2 separate regions of the Mus musculus genome follow, and region 1 is linked to region 2. The links are chromatin loops, found by intact Hi-C in ENCODE. Cell type or tissue: heart. All regions are shown on one strand. Each heading gives the region's core, and the rest is flanking DNA. Links, peaks and the distances in the headings are about the cores only. Region 1 holds the start of Zdhhc9 (zinc finger, DHHC domain containing 9). Region 2 overlaps Xpnpep2 (X-prolyl aminopeptidase (aminopeptidase P) 2, membrane-bound).

The links. Peaks named below come from ENCODE experiments on the same cell type or tissue, not always from the same donor. Only the 100,000 strongest peaks of a DNase experiment are listed, where the experiment ranks them.
Region 1: a loop joins it to region 2, with 2.1 times the contacts of the local background. A loop is called at or near these places in 3 of 42 quality-filtered maps.

Annotation. Positions count from the first base shown.
Region 1 is chrX:48,202,049-48,212,976 of GRCm38, reverse strand. Zdhhc9 (zinc finger, DHHC domain containing 9) reads left to right here and starts at 4,275. Exons shown (of 10, transcript NM_172465.4): 1 at 4,275-4,497; 2 at 6,020-6,309. The coding sequence starts at 6,143. In heart, for the core only: no CTCF peak of the experiment used is centred there; a DNase peak (open chromatin) is centred at 4,236; H3K4me3 peaks cover 1,810 bases; H3K27ac peaks cover 1,290 bases; H3K27me3 peaks cover 229 bases.
Region 2 is chrX:48,119,722-48,130,649 of GRCm38, reverse strand. It overlaps Xpnpep2 (X-prolyl aminopeptidase (aminopeptidase P) 2, membrane-bound), which reads right to left. Exons shown (of 21, transcript NM_133213.2): 8 at 8,748-8,849; 9 at 8,040-8,121; 10 at 7,567-7,762; 11 at 6,722-6,811; 12 at 5,925-6,034; 13 at 5,228-5,305; 14 at 3,710-3,781; 15 at 1,865-1,925; 16 at 534-603. Among named protein-coding and RNA genes, the nearest start is that of Xpnpep2, 16 kb to the right of the region's middle. In heart, for the core only: a CTCF peak has its summit at 5,726; a DNase peak (open chromatin) is centred at 5,719; H3K4me3 peaks cover 502 bases; H3K27me3 peaks cover 1,910 bases.

The sequences.
Region 1 (10,928 bases), core at 1,944-6,943, 84 kb before region 2:
AAACACAGGGTGAGGTTCAGTTTCTGAAATGGGCGTTCAATTGCATTATGATGAACACTTTCTTGCACACCCTAGGCAGTTTTTATTGGCTGTTTTGTATGTTTGGCTTTCATGTGTGGACATCTTTAATGGTGCTGCTTACACTCAGAGAAGAGCCAACAAGCTAAGTATAGTGCTGTGAATCTGCAGGATGCTTAATGAAAGCAGTTTCCATTTCTCTTTCACCTGCTAAAATAGAGACTATGACAGCAGTGCTCAGGAGTCATGGAGAAGATGGTGCTAAAGAACAATGTTTGACTAGACTAAGGTTATTGGGCAAACTTAACCCAGTTAGAGTGAAGTGAGGGACTTGGAAACCAAGCAGCCTGTCAGATAAGAATTAAATTCAGTGGTGAATGTAGAGAGTAAGAGAACATGGTAGCACATGGATGTCATGGAGACTAACAAGTAAAGAGTGAATCTCATTCTTTTATTTTCAATAGTATTTTTAGAGATTTTTTTATTTGTTGTTGTTCCATAATGCTTTGTCTGAACCTTTTTAAATTTTTAATTAATTAATTAATTAATTATTTTTTACTTATTCACTTTACATCTCGCTCATTAACCCCCTCCCAGTCACCCGCTCCTACAACCCTTCCCTCATCCCCCCTCCTTTTCTCCTTTGAGCAGATGAGGGGAGGGGTCCCCTGGGCATCCTCTGAGCCTGGCATTTCAAGTCTTTTCGAGGCTAGGTGCTTCCTCTCCAATTGAGGCCAGACAAGGCAGCCCAGCTAGAAGACCATGTTCCACGTACAGGTCTCATTCTTCAATCTCAATTTAGTCATTTTGCTTCTATTCAGCAAAATGACTAAAAGAAGAGGGTGAGGAGATGGCAGGTTGCATATACATGACCGTGACACTTGGAGATGGATTGTGTTTCTCCTATACGTTGAATATTTAGAACACATAACCTCTAATACCCTTTATAATTCTATGAAGTAGACACAGTTGTTCCTCATTATCCAAAGGTGATTTGGTCCTTAGGATGCCCATGAATCTGAAAGTGCAGGGATGCTCAAATATCTCGTGGAGAATGGAGTAGTGCTTGCATATAGCCTTTGCAGTACTCCCATGTATTTAAAATCCAGGTTACTTATGATACTGACTGCACTGTAGATGCATATAAATGATGTTATTCTGAACTGTCTGAGACTAGGACAAGAAAAAGTGTCCACATGTTCAGTAGAGGTATTATTTTTTTTCTGAAACTTTAAAAGTCTATTGTTGTGTGATATGGAGGGCTATCTGTAGTAGCTCTGTTTTACATATGAGAAAATAAGCACAGAATACATAAATTGCTTGCCAACAGTTACCTCAGATATTAAGTAGCCCAAATTTGAACCTGGTTCTGCCTGGTCATAAATAAGACTTATGTATTTTCTCTACAGAACCTCATCCTTCTTATCATTCCAGGTCCCACAGACTCAGATCTTGCTTAGGAGCTGTAGTTCATCTTGTGTGGGCAGGACATTCATGCTTTGTTTACTCTTATTTATTTATAGCCAGAGAGTAGGGAGGGGAATGTAAGTCAGGCAAGTGGGGTGAGAAGAGGCACGTGTGCATTGGGTTGGGTGTGAGTGTTAAGGGTAGAGAGAAAAATGGAGCCACCATGAGGTCAAATGTGACCTAGGGTCTAATTTGACATGTCTGTTCTTGGCTGTGATTCTGGAATGACATTGACAGGCAGTGTCCGATCCAGTAGTGGCATTTGGGATCTTAACCCATTCAATATTACCTTACACTTATACATGCATGCACAAACGCACACACATGCCATAAACATGAAGACAAATCCTTTAAAAAATAGCATGCCAGAACATACATCACTAAGCCATGAGCTGTCTTATAAAATGGAAGGCTGCCCCTAGATTCTAGTGGTGTTTCTAGTGCTCCTTGGATGCTAGTGGTGTTTCTAGTGCACCTTCCCTTCAAAAGACCTAACAAGGATTTGGATGCATAAAGTAGGGAAGTTTGTGGAAAATAGCAAAGGGAAGAAAAAGAAAAGAGGAAAGGAAAACCAACTCGCAGTCTATAGTTTTTTATTAAGAATTAAAGGATTTTTGTAAAATGATTTAATTGTGTAGGAAGATGTGCTATGAAATGCTTATCCATATAGAATTTCTTGAATTTTCTTTCAGTAGTGAGCAAGACTAGCAACAAATTGTAATAAAACAAGCCTGATTTACAAAACTACTTAATCCCAGAGGGAATGTGACCCAGGCCAGGGAAGGGCAGAGCTCAGGAATGCATTGCCCTGTTATGCTCATTCCAGAACTTCCTAGGCTTCACCTGCATCTGAGCGGTGATCAAAGCATGTTTTGCTTTGGTCACTTCATTTTGATTGCTCTACACTCACAAGAATGGCAGCCAGGCTGAGCATGCGATTCCTAAGGGCATCTCATGTGCACAGGCTTTGGAATTCAGAGAGCTGATAGGGCCATGAGAAATTCCTGTCCTTTCCATGCCAAGTGTGTACTAATACTGGTAGCCTCCAGGAATTGGAGGCAATAATGCTGGTCATAGGCTTCATAAGAAATAACCCGATGATTATAGTCAGCATGAGCACTCAGGAACAATGGGAGCTTTATGAAGACACACTTTCAACTACAAATTAGTTATAACACATTTCTCTTGTAAGACAATTGGGTCACGGTTTTTAATTCCTTTAAATTTTTTGGTGGAAAGATATCATAAATGTTTTAAGAATAATCATTATAAAGAATTTTGTTTTAATATTATATGGGAGCAAAATACTATAAAAGAATAATAATTCTTTTTTTTTTTTAAAGATTTATTTATTTATTATATGTAAGTACACTGTAGCTGTCTTCAGACACTCCAGAAGAGGGCGTCAGATCTCATTACGGATGGTTGTGAGCCACCATGTGGTTGCTGGGATTTGAACTTTGGACCTTCGGAAGAACAATCGGGTGCTCTTACCCACTGAGCCATCTCACCAGCCCAAGAATAATAATTCTTGACCATGTATGTGGTCTCTCATTAAAACTACCACAAAGCTGCCTTTGGGAGAGCATTGGCAGTCACTTCTGAACTAATTCCAACTATTATTGGAAACCCTAGGAAAACTTTGGTCAAGCTCTAGGAAACCTGGGTTGATAACATAGTGTGGTAGGTAAGGAGAGGTCACTTTTAAACATCCCTCATATTATTTGGAAGGTAAGAACCAGTCATACTGGTGGAAACAGATCTGGTGCCTTGTAACATCCACCCTATAATATAATATAATATAATATAATATAATATAATATAATAGTGTGATTCTCAACTGTTTTCCCCACTCCAGTCTCAATTTTCTAAATGGTGTTACTAGCCGTTGATAGCAGAGGCTCAGTAACAGTAACTAACTGCCAGGAGGCACCAGAAGGAAAGAATCAATCTGGTTGATGTATGAAAATTCTGCCTTGGATGCCCCTCCCTTTGTTATCATAATATCTCCAGTTCTTTTGTTTTGTGCATTTGAACCAGGATCTTTCTATGTAGCCCTGGCTGGCATGGAACTCAAATGTCAGACCAGGGTGGCTTCAAATCTTCTTGCCTTAGCTTCACCACACCCAACAAGATCTCAAATTCTAATAGAAAATAGAAATTAACTACCTTTTGGCAATCTTTGCATCATTATCTACCTGGAAATATTTATGTTGTCTCAGTGGAGTTCCTCCAACTTCCTTAATGTCAATGACTTGTTTTCAATATCACAAAATGACATTCTCAGATATGGTTATCTCTTTTCATATTCTTTTTCTGTTCTGAAAGCCCTCGAGATTGCGTGGGAGTCCGAGGCTTCTGAATGGGACTTAGGCGGCAGAGAATGTAACGTTAAGATGCCCACGAACAGACCTTGGTCAATTTAAAGGCAAACGGCAGTGGAGAGGCCCAGGGTAAGACGGAATTCAGGGTTAGAGTCCGGATTTGTGAGCTAGTGTTGCTTCAGTGTGTTTGTGGGGAGGCTGCTCTTGGCTCCTCCCTTGTCCGGTCCACACCACCTTACGCCTCCGCTTTTGCGTAACTATATTAATAGACGAGAACACTTCGCGTCCTGGTGCTCAGACCCCAGAGAGAAGCTGGCTGGAGCTTGGCAGGTGGGCTTGTAGCAAGGAGATGGGTGGGGGGAGTGGGCGGAGGGATTCTGGAGTGACGTTCGAAGTAGCCAATGGTAGTACGCGTTGGGGGCGGGATGGAGACATTGTGATCGTTTAGCCAATGGAGGACGAGCAACTACTGGAGCGACCTGGTGACGTGAGGAGCGTTCCATTCCGCCAGCGGTGGGCGGTTGCCACAGCTGGTTTAGGGCCCCGACTATTGGGGCCCCTTGTCAGGAGGAGGCACCCTCCCTGTCAGGGAGAAGTCGCTACCACCTCTGGCTGCTGACGAGATCCCCCGGGACAGTGTGCACTTTCTGCCCCCAGTTGCCGGCCGAGTTCAGTGTCCCTTGTTCAGGTAACAAGGGGTGGGGGTGGGGGTCTCCGGGGCTCGGCTCTCTGGAGGGCTGCATCCCCCTTCAGCTCCGCCGGGACCCAGGGACGTTGGCACCGCCCTGCTCAGCTCGCCAGCCACGGAGCCCCTGGCCGGGGGTGACTACACGTGGCGGGGCGTGTGTGAGTGTGTACGAGCGTGTGGACGCGTGTGCGTGTGGATGTGGCGCGCGTCCCAGCCAGCCTGGGGCGGTGGTCGGCTGCGTGGCGGAGGCAGGGCGGGCCTCCTGAGGACGAGCCCGCTGCACAGCCCTGGCTTCTGGCGCTAAGCTGCTGAACCAGGTCGCTGCTTTCTGACGGATTTTAATTTTCCTTCTCCCAGGTTGGGTCCCCCTTCCTAGTCTGTGTTCTTCTGCTGGGTCAGTTTATGGAGGCGGGGGGAGGGGGGAGATTGTTTTCCAGGTTAGTTTTACACAAAGGAAGTGATCTTTGCACCTCTGGGGCCCCCTCCCCTTTCCCAAGCCTTACACCTTTCCATCTTGTTGCTAGGCTCTTAGTCCCCTTTTGGACCTTTGCCCTCTCTAGCTCGGGAATGCTCTCTGGCTGGTTGTTTCTTGCTCATCGGGCTGCAGGCTTCCGCCTCATTCTTGCCAGCATGGGGCATGTGGTGCCAGTAAGTAGAGGACACAGCCCAGCACCTGAGAGAAGAGGAGGATGACAGTGGCTGGGAAAGGCGAGGCCCGGAAATCCAGGATGCTGAATGGAGCTATGATACTGGTGAAATGTCCTAGAAAGCCCCCAAGGGACTTTTCTTAGCTGCTGCCACCGCCCTCAGCCACCCCCAACCCCAGCATCAGTTGCCAACCATCCCAGGATCTCTCCTGTTTAAGGAAGCCTTTTTATCTACAATATGATGTGGGCTCACAAATGTTAAACTAGACCAGCCAGAAGATTTCATTTCGGACTCCAGAAGTTACAGAAGGTTTGATTAGGGGAAATCTGTTTTGTGGAAATACAATGTGTGTATGCTTCCAGAATGCCCTGAACAGCTTACCCCAGCCAGAGGGTTACTTGTTCCTTCCTGTGAGTAATATTTGAATATTGAAGAAAGAAGGAGAGGTAGAGGAGGTATGGGAAGGGCTACTTAGGGACAAAGGACAACAACAACAACAACAAACATTATTTTTATAGATATCTTTCTTTAGGTGACTAAAGAACATGGTGGTACAGTAGAAAGTACAAAGGGTGGCTACTTCCAGAATTCCTACTTATTTCCAAGACTCATATCATCATAGCTCATCAAAATCACCAGCATGGGTTTAGAAACAGGATTGATTAAGAAATATCAGTCCCCTCCCCCTCTGGAGAACTGGTTTGTTTGTTTGTTTGTTTGTTTTCCTCCTTAGAGACCAAACAGAGATCAGAAATAAAATTTTCAAACTTTCCTGCTCTTTCAAGCAGTGCTCATCTTTCTGTCTTTGGGAAATGAGGGTTCAGTTGTATTTTGTCACTCTTGTCTCAACACCTTACCCCTTTCTTTTTCTTAGGGCTCTTGATAATGTTTGACCCAGTGGCAACACTAGTAGACGACCTGATTTTAAAGCTGACCTCAGCCTCTGCATCTTCTCTCGAGTAGTCCCAAAGCCCATCTTGGACCAGGAACTGTAATCATGTCTGTGATGGTGGTAAGAAAGAAGGTGACACGGAAATGGGAGAAACTCCCAGGCAGGAACACCTTCTGCTGTGATGGCCGCGTCATGATGGCCCGGCAAAAGGGCATCTTCTACCTGACCCTCTTCCTCATCCTGGGGACATGTACACTCTTCTTTGCCTTCGAGTGAGTTTTCATTGAACACAATTGTCTCCTTATGGTTAATTTGGGTCCAAGGAATGACAGTACCTCCTGGGCATTTGTGGTGGTTCTTGCATGATTTTACTCTTCTGTTGAACGATATCTATAGGTTGTGTTTAATTGAATTCACTACTTTGTGGTTATAGTAGAATATGCACTTCCTAAAAAGGCCAAGAATTTTAATATCAATTTCATAGTCCTGATGTGGGGATATTCCTGACAAAGTTTGTCATAAAAATTCACGTCCTTTCACTGACAGTAACTTAATGATAAATGACTTCTTTTCAACCCTTCCCAACTCTGGGAGTAACCCTTGTTGTTATAACACCCCTCACCAATATCCACTTCATCTGCTATTCAGGGTACCATTTCTGTAAGCCCTAGTTCTTACCTAGCTGTTCATTTGAAAACCAAACTGAGTTGAGAACCTGAAGATTGGTCCCAGCATCAGCTGTACCACAAGGGAGCTGTGGGAACGCCATATAGGTGCTTTTGAAATGTGGGTTGTTCTTTCTTTCCAAAATCACTCAGCATCCCAAGGCTACATAGAGAAACTCTGTCTCAAAAAAAAAAAAACAAAACAAAACAAAAAACCACTGAGTATAAAAAAAATTATAAATGTTCTGTGTAAGCCTGATGCTAGCTTTGGGGTTACTTTTTTATGCAATGTTGTACCTAGTACTAGAGATACTGTTTGAAGCCTGTGTAGGTCACTGCTCCAGGGAGGTGGCCAGTTGGAGTCTAGTGTACTGTGTACTGTGGCATGATTACTGCATACGCAGAGAATGATTCCAGGCTCCAGGGATGGGAGCAGTGCTAATTGTTTTGGGATTACTGTATTAAGGAGGACCTTGAGGAAACAAGAGGTGTATGTGTGTCTACTGAGGCCACACCTGATGTGAGCCTGCCATGGGTGACCTGGAAACAGATTTCTCATCCTGGGGTGTGGTTGGCAGATGCCAGGGGGTGCTCCTCAACCAAATGGAGCTGCAGCCCCCTGGGACTCACTTTTGCCTTTCTCTAAGGGCTCCAGGCTTTCGCTGTGCATCTCAGTGTGATTTGGAGGCTACTTTGCCAGCCTTTCTATGGTTGCGGCTGGCTTGAGGAACAGCAGTGGGAACAGTGTTATAATGCTCTATAACAGCGCTGGTAAAATAAGATCAAATGAACTCTTAGCTAAAGGTCCTTTTGTTGTTATTGCCTCTGACTTTGTGGACGTTTTCTGTGAAGTTAGGCAGGTTGCTGAAGGCTTCTTACCTCTTTTCATTCTGAGTTTTATAGCTCAGTGTGTGTGTGTGTGTGTGTGTGTGTGTGCATGCACCATGTGCTTCCGTGTGGTACAAGTGAGCATGTGCAGCCAGCCAGGCAGGGTTATGCATAACACAAAACAGTTTGCTTTCCTTCAGCTCCCACTTTCCATGTTTCTCCTGCTTCGTTTCTGCTTTTCTTCTTGATGAGAGCACACATTGAATTCTGATGTCAGTTTCTGTCTTTTTTGTTCCTTTGGTTCCATCTATCTCTGCCATTAGATGCTTATGATTGGAATTTCTCATGACAGAGATGAGACTTGTTTCCAGGCTATGGCTGAGTTGGTAGTTCTGGGTCCAGAAAATCTCTGCTTTGGTCAGAGAAACATGGGGTATAGAGCTGTGGCTTTTTTGGCCTTTTTTTTTTTTTCCTGTACCTGGAAGGCTTAAAGAGACTGTGACTTGGATCTGTTCCACTTAGGCCCCTGAAGGCCTCTGAAGAAAACTGCCCATGGGATGAAGCGTCTAATTAGCTAAATTACTGTTCAACAGGGGCGTGATAAGTTTTCTTCTGAGATGATTCCCGTTTCGAAATTACTCCTTGGGTTGTTGTTGGTTTTTGTTTTGGGTTTTTTTTTTTTTTTGCCATGAAGAGTGAAGTTGTTTGTAAAACTGCCCCGAGTTCCAGCTGTCTGTCTGAAAGAGTAAATATTTCAAAAGTAAAGGCTGGGGGAAGGGAGGGAAGAAGGAAGTAAATGTGTTAGCTTAGGAGTGGAATGGGGAAGTGTAAATCTGACCAAAGAGGAGAGGACTCTAGCAATGAATGCTTTCATGTGATGAATGCTTTTAATAAGTAAGGCGGAGTCTGGTGTGTGTGTGTGTGTATACGTGTATACCTGGTCTATCTGTATCACATATGCAGGCAAATAGATAATCAAAGTGGTGGTTGCCTTGTGCCTATCCAATGGTAGGCTGTACAAGGCACAGCAACATAACTGTGAAGAATAGAGTTTTTTTTTTCTTGTTGACTAGTCAATAATTTATTCTGAGTCAAATAGCAGAGGGTAGGATTTGGAGGACACAGTTAAGACTCTAATGTTAGTATTAAGATGCAATGAGACCTAAGGAAACCAGATCAATGATTTAGTCCCTATTTTCAGGCAAGTGATGATAGTAGCATTTGACACTACACTTGATCTTAGCCAAATGACCAAGAAGCCCTAGTGAGCATATTTGGATACACAGATTGCTGTCTGTTTTCATTCTCAAATTATCGGTAAGCCTAGGTTCCATATCATCTGGCTGACATTTTTGCCTCCCAGGAAGATAGTTCAAATCTCGCTACACATCTGGATGTGCTTTTTATCAACCCGGTCCTGTTGGCAGCAGGTGCTTAGGAAAAAAATTGCGAGCAGATTTAGGGCTGTGTTTGGCATAACCACGGGTCAGCCAGATGGCTTGAGCAGCCTGGTCAGTCCTGTGGGTGCCCCCTTCATGAAAATTGTGCAAGTGCAAGTGCCAGCCTTGCGTTTTGAGATTTTTGCCTTTCCAAATCTCGAGTCTTCAAAGTGATCTGCAATTTTCAGTGGACAGGTTGGATGCTGGATCCATAAAATGACCTAAAAGACCTTTTGCTTGGGAGCAGTTAGCACCAAATCGTTAGAAGTTAGGTGGTTGTCCCTCAAGATTGCTGTCGCAGAGTGGACAGTCTGTGCGAAGTTGTTAATCCTCTGGTAGCTCTGTCTGAGATTCTACCTAACTGTCTGTCTGAAAGGGCCCTGAAGGCACCAAAGGGGAGTGCAGATTACCAATAGGTGCTTGTCTTTGTAGTAAATCTATATAAAGTTAAAAGTGGAGTGAAAATTGCGAAACACTTAAAGGCAAAGTATTTTCTGATTAATTCTGGGGCTGGGGTAATTAGAAAGTGTGTGTGTGTGGGTGCCAGTTTCAGCTTTCAACCCAACGAATGAGATATATGCCTTTCTGCTCGAATCCTTATGTTGGAACATTATAGCACAATAACTGTGACAATCTGTGAACTGTCCAGCTACTCAAAAGCTTTTGTGATATTTGGTTTAACTCAGTGTCCCGAGGAAGTGTAGACTTTAGGAAAGGACCAAACACATTGTCTTCTGGAGTGAACTTGTTAGGGTTCTCTTTTAACTCTGCGACCAGATTTCTAGTGGATCAAAGTCCCCAAACATTTTATGTGGCAAGCAGGGCTGTATGACCCTTGACCCCTCCACAGAAGTGTGTGCTGCTATGCTTGGTGTTTGTGCTCTCTGCGTGCTGTATATGGAGGAAATTGTATCAAGGCGCTGTCAGACCAATTTTTGTCAGATTGGTCCCCATGGGTGCTCTTTGATGTGCATATTAGAAGAGAAGTCACTGAATTGAATAAACTATAAAAAGGATTTATAATATTGCATAGTAATTATCTTAGTTCTAGCGCACCCAATATTTCCTCCTTTTTCAAATTCCTTTAACTGTATCTCTTCTCATTGTACCTAATAATCACGTGACATGCCTTACACTTCTGAATTCTTATTTTGATTTTTTTTTTTTTTGAGCTAGGGTCTCACGTAGCTCGGGGTGGCTTTGACTTTTCTGTGTAGCTAAGGATAACCTGGAGCTCCTGTTCCTTGCTTCCTTCCGCCCCACTGAGGATTGGCAACCCTGATCTGTGTTACCACACCCAGTTTGGGTGTTCTCTGCTTCTACTGGGTTTACACTCCTCTTTTGTTCCATAGAGCTTCAAGCACTTTCAGGCTCAGGTGTTATCTCCTGTGTCTGTAGCCCCCTGTGGTGATCCGCACTGGAGTAGGTAGTCAATAAATGTTGCCAGGATGCATTTAAAATTCCAGTCTCTGACTCACAGAATCCTAGCCCGGTAGCGCGCTATAAAGGGCTCTGGAAGATCTGTTGAATGCTCATCTCTTAGCTATGGAATTAGGAAGACATTCAAATGATTATATTCAGGCTGTGTGTAATGGCAAGCTCATGCTATTAGTAGGAAACCAAAGATGATTTTGTGGAGAACTGACAGCATTCTGGTGTGGTATTCTTGCAGGAGCACCGTGCCTTCTCTCTCTCTGAGTGAAGATTTCAAATGTAAGATGCTTCAAATGTAAGAGTTCTTGAAGCATCATTGCCTCTGTTGCCACTCCTATGCCTGGAACCCAGGATGAGAAGTGCTGAGAGAACGATTGAGCAAGATCTGCTCCTTCCCTAGACACTCGGGGTGCTCATGACTCAGTGGAAAGCCGATCTGACAACAGTTAAACAGGTTTAAGGAAATACAGAACTGCAGAGACGAAAGCCACACTTTGACTTTATGTGGGCGAGAACTGTTGTGTA
Region 2 (10,928 bases), core at 3,368-8,367:
CATTGGCTGGACCCTAGACTGTCTACCTTGGCATTTCCTACTCCATGCCTAGGGTGGTACCTGAGGATAAGAGCTCTTAAGAGGACACTGGGGTGGGATGGAGAAAGGCTGATGGATGAAAGTAGGAAGTGTCTCTCTGATAAACCCAGTCCTATCCCTCACTATCTTGAGGGATACATACATTAGACTTATTATCTGGACTGATGACTCTACTGAAATGTTCCCTCACGACATAGGCCTTAGCACTTTGACAATAATGTCCTCCAAGAATTTGTATATGATGTCTGAAGCTCACACTGGCTTTTCCTGCCTCTGAGCAACAGCACTGGATTAAGAGGCAGAGGACTTGGGTTCAAAGCCCGGTACCCCCAGTAATCCTATGTAAGACCTTGGACAAATCCTCTTTCCTGGCTAGACTTCCTTCTTTAAATGAGAGGGATGGGCTATCTCACTGGCCTCCCAGGATAGCAATCCAAGTCCCATAATATCAGAGCCTTGAGGTGCCTGGGTCCAGTCTGTTTTCTGGAATCTACCTGATGTAGCAGCAGGAAAGACAAGTCTGGACAGATCGATGTTTCCCATTAGCACTCGAGTATAGGCCTCCTGGTAAGGAAAGGAGAGGAAGAGGTAATATGAAGCACAGGAGGAGTGATAGGGGAATTTCCAGCTGCTTAGGTCTTAGAATAGATGGGAATGGAGGCCCAGGACAAGGGGTAGGAGACACATTCTCATGTGCCGTCACTCACTCAGGTTTTGGAAGATGACCAAATGAAGGTGGGGGGAAAAGGTGTTTCCAAAGCTGGGGCCAACTCCATGTGCTTCTCTTAGGCTCATATACAGGGGTCATAGTCATGTGCAGAGGAAATGTAGAGGGTAGTGACTGAGTGGGTGGCAGGCTCAAGTCTAGAATCCTGGCTTGGACACTCACTGACTTTCTCCCCTCTCTATTCCTTGGTGCCCTTATATTTAATAGGATGTTAGTGGTACGTGGTTGCTAAAGTCATAGGATAAAGTAGACTGACAATGAGCAGAAGCCAGTGAGCAAATGCTCAGGCAGAGGTAGCCTGCTTACTCCTATATTCCTCACAGGTAGGCTTGCAGTTTGCTATGTGGCCAAGGTTGGCTTTGAACAGTAAAAGTTTCCTGTCTTAACTGCCCCAGTATGTGCTACCATGCCTTAGCAACTTCCTTTAGCTTTCCTTAAGGTCTGAAGTGTGGGTTGGGTCTGATCATGTGGCAGAGCCTGTTTCCTGTTGGGGGAGAGAGAGATGGGCAGTGGTGACCTGTTCTGGTCACTGCTAGTGGCCATGTGGTCATATCATTTCCCCATACTCCTGCACTGGCTTGCCATTTGGGGCCCTGGGGAAACAGACTCCTCAACAGGCTAGTCTATGAGTTCCTGGAGGCCTGCACAACAGGGCTCCCCGTTCTGTGTTCCTGGTCTGCTGGCTGCATCTTAGCAGCTCCTTGGTCCACTCAGCACCCCGCCAGTGTCCTTGGTTCCACTCCAGCTGCGCAGACCTCCCTGTTTTTAGACCAGCTCTAGTTCTTTCGGATCTCAGATGCCCTGTGCTGTTTTTCTCCGCTAAAAAGAGTTTTCCCTCCCTTTTGCAGAGCACAGGCTAACCATCCAGATGGCCAATATCTGTACATTCATACACGGACATGACAAGAGGATGCACATGGCCTGAGGTCTTGGTGGAGGCCCGATTTTGCATTGGCTTTCCTGGTACTTTTTGTTTGACCTTGGGCAAACTAAATCACTTCTCTGGGCCTCGGTTTTACTCCTGTCAATTTGAAAGGGCTCTTGATGAGGTGATCACTTGGAGTAAACTGAAGGGAAAAATTAGGGTCCAGCACTTACCTTTTGGAAGGCAGTAGGAGTGCCCCAATGTACTGTTCTGGTGATATCTGTGGTCCCATCCCTGTGGAGAGAGAGAACTAATACATCTAATTCTGCTGAGGACTTGGGTGGAGGGCCCAGGGCCATGGTCTTCCTGTGTATTTTCTATTGTTTGTTTCTACTGGGCTTTGAGTGACTGGGCTGGAATAGGACATGTGGAAGGGCAAAAGGAAGAGAGAGAACTGGGCATGGTGGTGCAGGCCTGTAATCTTGGTATGCAGGAGAATTAGTTAGGAAGATTGTGATGGCAATGCCAGTCTGGGCTACACAGTGAGATCGTGTCAGGAAGAGGGAAAGGAAGAGAGAAAGAAAGAAAGAAAGAAAGAAAGAAAGAAAGAAAGAAAGAAAGAAAGAAAGAAAGAAAGAAAGAAAGAAAGGTTGATGGATGGGAGGGGGATAGAGGATAGGTACCACCATTAGAATCATATCTCAGCATCCACGTAACAAAGAGACTTAGTAGAGTTCTTAAGGTAAAAGTCACTATGTTCAGGGCATTGCCTATCTCTGTCTATCTGTCTGTCTGTCTGTCTATCTATCTATCTATCTATCTATCTATTTATCTCAATAAATTACAGATGGGAAGACTGAGGTTGAGAACGATGACAATATCCTAACCTTTCCACAGTCATAGCCCTTTACTATTTATAGGACACTTCTGCATCTCCCCACAGAGGGCAGCAGAGCAGGCTTCCTTATTAAAGATGAGGCCACTGAAGCCATTAGGCTGTGAGGTTGTCTCCTTCCCCAAGATTTGGTTAAAGCCAGGCTAGAGAAAATGCTGACTCCGCATAAGATGCTCTTGGCTATGGGCATGGCTTGGAATTCCATGAAAGTGAAGCCAGAGCCACCAGGTCCAACTCACAATCATTAGCTGTAGTGGTTCCCCCAGACAGGCACAGAGCATACCCATCCCATGGGGGAGGCATGGAAAAAGGGTCCCAGGACTCTGGGGCTTCTTGACAGTAGGTCATGGGGCATGGAGAACTTCTTCCTCGGGAGAGAAGAGGAAGTGAGGTGACTATTTCCCTACCTCACCCTCTTCTAAGCATGCCCCAACCCAACACGCCTCCACAAATGTACTTCCTCTTTACAGCCATCTCAAGTTCACACAGCATCAATCTAGTGAGAAGTACAGGCTGCTAAACTGAGCACATGGCAAGCTGGCTCCCCAACAGGTGTGCTATGAACAAGAGCCTCTGTCCTTGGTGCGTTCCACGGGATAGAAGTTGGGAAACCCAATAAAACTGCGAATGATTAGCCACACATTTCAAAGGAATATGGTTAGCTCATTAGGCATGATTGTCACACTGGAACTGTGTAGGTTAACACTGTACAAAAGAATCACTTCTAAAGGGCTTCGTCTTTTATCTGCCTCCATCTCCAACCTTACGTGGTCACTCATCTTGCCACAGGGAATGAGCTGGGTTTAACGACTCTGATGTGGGCTGTGTCTAGGGCTTGCTTGAGTGGGGGAGGATATAGGTGCTCACGTTTGTGCGGCCAGGCAGATCTGTGTAAATAATTTGCAGACTTGAAAAAAATTCCTTAAACAAGTCCAGTCTTTTCCTAATTCTCACCCAGGTGCTGCATGAGTGCCCCTATTATTCTAACCTCTGTGTGTTTTCTACTGTGCAGATGCCCACAATGGGAACACGAGAAGGCTGCTCAGGGCTTATTCAATACAGTTCCCTGCTTTAATCAAATGAAGACCTATGACTCAGGAAAGCCAGCTTCAGCCAGCCTCAGGAAACCCAGAATGCCTGAGCTGAGAGCTAGGCCAAGGCACAGTGGGGTGGGTATACATACCAGTATTGCCCCCCAGAATCCACCAGGTACATCTCATCTGAGGACAGCTTACGGTGCAGCTCTTTTGTTGGGCTAGGAATGAAAAACAAATACTGAGAGGAGAGACTCCGAACCCTGCACTGGGCAAACAGGGTGGAGCTGAGGACAGGGGCTAAGGAGAAACCGAAGAACTCCCTTTACTTGGGGGCTAGCCTTCCAGGCTCTCTGCTCTGGGGAAATCATCTGTACACATCTGCCAATCCTGGGAAGCACTTGGCTCTGACAGCAGCTGCAGCTGCTGTCTTAGTACACTTCTGTTTATCCTGCATATGGCTAAGCAGGACCTTGGTCCTTGGAAAGAGGAGCTAAGAGTTTCAGAGGCTACTTGGTTTGGCCATCTCTCCTCGAATAAGAACAAACCCACAGAGGCAAGAGGCTTGCACGAGGTACACAGCAAAGCAAAGAGGTTCTGGGCCTGAACTCTCTTTCTCTGTAAGTTCTTGATACATCCAAGAGGGCCCCAAGGAGCTAGTGCATAGGAAGAGAGGGGACTTTAAAAATAGGACTGGACAACAATATTTTAGGGGACTAAGGTATATCAGCTCTACCACTCTCGAGCTTCCATGGGCAAGGGTTGGGGAGGGGTCAGGGAGGGCGAACTCTTAGACATGCCAGGTCTTTCTCTGGAGGGCCTCTGACTCCTCTTTTGTCAAGTCCAGGCCAACTTGATGCATTTGGTTAATTTGGTCCTCCAAATTTTATCAGGCAGGCCTACCATGGTTTGTTTTCTGTGAGACCAAGTATTTGACTATCTTATATTTTGCACTCACTATAGTTGACAGAAGCTGAATAGACAGGCCTTTTCTCTGTGGGGTTTTGTGTGATTGTACTCATGCCTGAAATCACAAATTGCTAGCCTGACTGAGTTATGAAGCAAACCCCATCTCAAGCTAGCTGTGGTGGTGCACACATTTAATCCCAGCACTTAAGAAACCTTAGTCAGGAAGATTAGGAAACCCAATCTTGACTATGTAATGAGTTTGAGACTAGCCTGGGCTACATGAAACATTGTCTCAAAAACAAAAACAAAAACAAACACCACCACCACTACCAACAACAAAACCCTCCAAAAAACCACCAACCAAAAAAAAAAAAAAAACAAAAAAACGAAAAACAAAACAAAAACAAAAACCCAAGTCAATAAAACTATTTCTGAAAAAAAAAACAACCATAAAAATTTCACAGAAAGAGTTTCTAACAGAAACTGTGCTTTCCTTGAACCCTAAAGACCCCAGAAGCACTCAAGCACTCCCCAAATCCCTGCTTTTTGGGAACAAAAGCCATTCTCAGACCTATTAATTTCAAGGAGATTTCGAATGGCAAAGGAGTCCCTCCCTTGACTACCCACAGTCCTGAAGGCCCCAAACCTTAAATGTTGACTCAAAGCTCAGAACATTCCCTTCCCAACCCAGGTCCCCTCTACTCACAACCATGACCCCTGGTCACAAGCACTGTAGAAACTTCTTTGTTCTGAAGTACCTGTAATGGGCCAGGGCGGCATTCAGGCCACTAGCAGAGATGGTTTCAAAACTGGGTCCAGAGGAGAAGTTTTCATTCCTAGGCAAGGCAAGGTAAGGAATGGGCAGAGAATGGCGCACGGACTAGGCTGTGACTAGGATATGTCGCACAGCAAATGCCCAGCTGCCTTCACCCCAACCTGACTCCATTTACCTCTCCCTGCCCCACCTCTGCCAGCTTTGTCCTGTCACATATACAGAGAACACTCATGCACAGAGAAGGATAGATTATGGACACCAATTCTTGACCTTTGCCTCTACTTTCCTTACGGGAGAGAAGAAAGGCAATTCCCTGTATCTGAGAAACATCCCACCCATGTGCTATGTCTTGCACCTCAAACATAGATGCTATGCAAGCTGCCTCAAGAAGCCTTCTTTCTACTGGAAGCTCCTAAGAGTCCCAGGGGCCCCCTGGCCTAAGCAGGCCTTTCCCAGGGAGAAGGAGCTGTGTCTGAGGCGTTCGCTAGGGGGTGCTGTTGGGTTGTCCCCACTTTCAGCAGGGCTGGAGAATATCCTCCAACACCCCAAGCACCGCTCCCAGACCACCCACGAACCTGTCAATCTCACTTCCAAATACAAGCATGATCTTTATTCTTCCTAAGGGGACTAATTACTCCTCACTTCCCCACCCCCGCACCAAAAGATAATAAGTCCAGTACCGTCGTAACTCATCAATGTATTCTGCCCCAGAAAACTCATCCACCGTGCCTTTGGGCACGTTCTTCTCCAACCAGACCAAGTACTGGATCACAGCCACAGCGTCCCGCACCTGAAGCCGGAAGAGTGACTAAGGCTGGCCGAAATGGCAGCCTCCTCGCTTAGGGAAGACGATCAGATAGCTGCCCTGCAACTGAGTGCTTTAAAAACATGACAATTTTACTGGCTACTGGATAGCAAAAGGATTCTCATTAATGTTTATATCTAATCAGAGTGTGCTCATGTTTTTAAAAGCCTTCTTATCTTTAGAAATACTCACTGAAGCAGTGACAGTTGAAATGATAGAATATGTGGGATACGCTTTAAAATAATCCAGCAGCAAGGGGTGGGACAGGAGGGTCATGCTCGGGGGTGTGGGTGGGGTGTGGGTGGTGTTACAGATGAAACAGCTTTGGGCAAGACTTGATTATTGAAGCTGGGTAATGGTGACAGGGAATCTTAGGATATTTTCTGTTCTGTAGTGTATGTTATTATTATTTTTTTAAGAAAAAAATATTTTATCCTAATGTCTAAAAAGTGAGTCATCCTCTTGCCAGGCAGGAAATTGTTACATCTAACACTTATTTAATACAGGCAGTGTTCAAAGCAATGCAATCACCACATGTGATATCTACATATCTATATAAATATAGAGATATTTGTTGTTTCTTGCTTTTTTTTTTTAGAGTCTTCCTTAAGCATTTTCTGTCTAGGAGGCTAACCCATGAAGCAGACCTCCCAAAGGGCCATATGGACTTACGTGGCTGCTCTTCAAAAGGGCCTGCTCCTTGCTGTTCTTCACAGCCTTGATTAACATCACTGGGGAGTAGGTGTCTGTCACGAGTTTCTCCTGTTGAGAACAGGGACCGAAAGATGCACTAGATGCACTGTCCAAGATAAGCAGTGCTTACAAAGGACATAGAGCAAGTCCCACTGGGGCGAGACTGTAAGACTTGCTGATCTCTTTGACCAGGCCCTCTCCTTTGGCTATTTTCTGGATAGGCAGGACTTTCCTACTTTTCTGCCTATGGGTTTCCTTGGTGAGCACTGTCCTGGTACCAGCAGTCAGGCCTGGCATGCTAGAGTCCACAGGTTGTTCTAGCAGTCAAAGTTTCTTATACATATCAGAGAGGTTACCAGCCCCCAGGCATATACTTTGTCAGCCAACAGACTTCACAAGTGCTATATCCTTGAAGTCTGCAACACTCCTGTAAGTGTTCAACTTCATTACCATTTTAAAGAAACAGAGATCTAGACTGACTGAGCTACTTGTCCAAGGTCACTGCACGACCCTTTAGAAAAAGAGCTCAGATCAGAATCGGGTTCAGATGGTTCTAAAGCTTCTTCTAGACCAGGCTATATTTTGTCTAGTTTCCTCAAAAAAGTTGCCCACAGGCCCCGTGGACAGACACCCCTGCTGCCTCCTCCTCCTCCTCTTCCTCCTTCTCCTCTTCTTCCTCCTTCTCCTCAGTCTCCCATCAATGAGGTCTACACGGGTACACAGTGTACATTAGCTGCCTGACAAGTTGGCCCAATAGAGGAGGGGTCCCATTTTGTCAGTTGTTATGCCTGGAGCAGAAGGAGGCCAGTGACTGGCAAACCTACCTTGGGTATCACTTCATAGACCCCATAGGTGGTATAGCTGACCCCAATTAAGATTTTCACATCGCCTGAGGCATAGGCCTTCACACTGTCACGAACTTGACTGTAGTCCTCAAGTTGCACACACATGGGTAATGTGCAGTTTGTATTCAGGTACTGCAAGGTCTCAAGGCTAAAGCGACTCTTGTTGACAAACAACCTATATGGAGAGGGAAGACCAGGAGGGTCCTGAGTGCTTGCCTACTAAGGAGAACACATGGAATTGGAGGTATATACCAGTCTTTTGATTCCAAAGGGTCACAGGAAGCCAACATAGAGAACCAGGGGATTAGACTTGGGTTCACTGGGACCAGAAGTCAAGGGGTCATCTAGTGGTGGGCACCCAAATTTATGAGTACTCTGAAGGCTGTGACATCAGTGGTATAGGATAGGGTAGGAGAGGAAACTCACAACAGTAAGCTAAGGAGAAGCTGTACCTGATGGAGGAGTTCGTGAGCAGTGCATAGGAGTAGAAGAAGGGGTTATAGGGGATGTCACTGCTACGAAGGTTGAAGAGCCCTGGAAAAGAATTGATGGGATTGTTGGAGGCCGTTCTGAATGGGGGCCATCATTTATAACACCTATGTTCCACTGTTTAGTTTGGCTTTAAGATTATTACTGACAGCAGCCTCTGAATGCTTCTTAATCTTGGAGATCATGGAGATGCTGAAGAGAGGTATAGATATCCCCCCCACCCAAAATAGAGATAGGTGACATTTAGCACTCAGTATGGGTACATTCTCTAAATGTCTGAAGTTCAGCCATAGGGATTGGACAGAAAGCCCTCAGCCATGTGGGGACAGAATAGGGTTACTCTGGATATCAAAGCTGTCCTGGATGACAGCCAGGGCTGCTGGTGGCTTTGTGGGCCTTCTTCCTCCTAAGAAGACATAATTACCCTATCACTCTGGCCAGTACATTTCTCAGGTGGCCTGTGGGCTTACCCACTTGCTTGGAGCTCCCTGGCTTCCTTGTTCTATAGCCCCAAACAGCTGCTCTCTTCCCCTCTGAGTTTCCACAGACTATGATCTTGGGAGCTCGTAGGAGCTGGTGAATATGTTGTTGTTTTAGGAAAAGCTGTATGTTGCAAGGTCCAGGAAGCTTGGGACTACCAGACTGACCCATGTTCAAAAATCCCCACTCACAGGCTGTCTCATCAAGTGCAGATAGAAGGACCCCAGTTGGAGTCTTGGCATGGTGCTCCATATAGCTTCGGACAGCGGATACTTTTTCCTGCCAAGTGCTCCCTAGAAGCAAAGGAACCCAAAGAAAGTATAAGTGACATACCTCGTCTTTGGCATAGGGATTCGGGGAAACTCCCTAAGAATAGTAGTTTTCCTTTATTTCTGGTGGAGGATGTGGAGCCAATGGCCTTGAACATTGGGCAAGTACTTTATGACTGAACTACTCAATCCCTCTATATTTCCCAAAGCTGTAGAAGTCTATCATCAAACGGGATCTGACTTGCATTATTAATGACTTGCCCCCTAACCCAGATGGGCCTTCAACCACAGTCAAGTAATTGGATGTGGTGGTGAGCAAATCACATGACACCTTCATGTCTCATTTTGCACATCTGTTAGATGAGGGTGGGTTGGAACAGTAGTATTTAACTCAATAGGTTCACATCAAATGGATCAACGTTTATAAAGCCGTAGAAAGGCATTTGCTAAGACTCATATTGCTTTTTTTTTTGACCTGTCAGTAAACACATAGAAAGAACAGAAGAGCTGCTCTAGAAGGACGAGAAAGAGGACCAGGTTTGTGTTTAGCTTTGCCCAGCAGTAATTCCAGCACCCAATAAGCCATGGATATTGAACTAAGCACTTCTTGTGCATTGTTTTTATTCTTGCATGTGCCATTTTACAGATGTGGAAAGTGAGGCTTCAGACAGGTAAAGTGAGTTGCCCGGAGTCTCATAGCTTAAGAGGTGCAGCAGGGATTTGAACCCATGTGTGATGGGGCTGGCCCACACTATGAATCTGCACTAATACTGAGCTTTCTTCTTAAAGTTTTCAAGTCTTTGTTGTTGTTGTTTGTTTGTTTTTGTTTTTGTTTGTTTGAGACAGGGTTTCTCTGTGTAGCCCTGGCTGTCCTGAACTCACTCTGTAGACCAGGCTGGCCTCGAACTCAGAAATCTGCCTGCCTCTGCCTCCCAAGTACTGGGATTAAAGGTGTGCGCCACCACACCTGGCTAAAGTTTTTCAGTCTTTTAAGTGGTCTTTAACTTTGCCCAGTACTTTCCTTTCTTGGTTCTATGAGTTCAGTTTTCATCTCCTTTTCTGCCTCCTGCAAGGCATTCAAAGTCTCTCTCTAGACAGTGCTAGGGGAAAAATTGGCAGAATGTCATAAGCATTAAGATTCCTACTTGGGCCCAGATACAGAAATGATAACTTAATGCTATTAAGAAACTTTATGCAAATGGGTTAAACTATTCAACTAGAACCAAAAGCTCTGGGTATGATATACTTTTAAAGTTTATTTTATTCTGATAAAACAAGACAGTTTAGCCTTCATAAAGAACACAATTCAGCTGGCTTTCAGTATCCTCACAGTGTTGCACAACCATTGCCAGTATCTAATTCTAAAACATTTTCAACATCCCCAAAGGAAACCTTGTACCCATTAAGGAGTCCCTCCTCATTTCCTCTCCTTCCAGCCCCAGGAAATCACTAATCTACTTTCTGTCTCTATGGATTTGCCAAGTCTGGGTGTTTCATATAAATGGAATCATACAAGTTGTGGCTTCTTCCACTTAAAATTATGGTTACGATTCGTAAGTATTACTTTGTATGTTGGTCCATGCCTCTATGGGAGGCTGAAACAGGCGGATCACTGTGGGCTTGAGGCCAGTTTGGGCAATATAGTAAGTATAATGTCAGCCTGGGCTACAGAGTGAGATCCTGTCCCAGAAACAAAACAAGTCAAAACACCCAAAACCTTAGAACCCCCAAAAGAAAGATGTGTAACTACGATCCAGTTGGAGAAAACAAAATCACACACAAATGGTCAGACACGTGAGTAGCTAACATTTCCTGTGCCAGCCACACCTTGCCTTTGTCTTTTCACACCACCTTTAACATCTAGACGTGGCTGGAGAGGAACATTCATTTTTATCTATGCATCTTGAAGTTGAACACTGTTCTTTGGCTTCTGGGCTAAGCTCTGACCCCAAATGTCTTTTCCTTGAAAACTAATGACTCCTCAGCATCTCCTAGCTTATGGGAAGTGACAAAATCCATGTGAATTCTGTCTCAATCCTTGAGAGTCTTTTTTTCCATGTTATCCTCCCCTTCCCTAGCACAGTGGAGGCCTTTATATCTGAA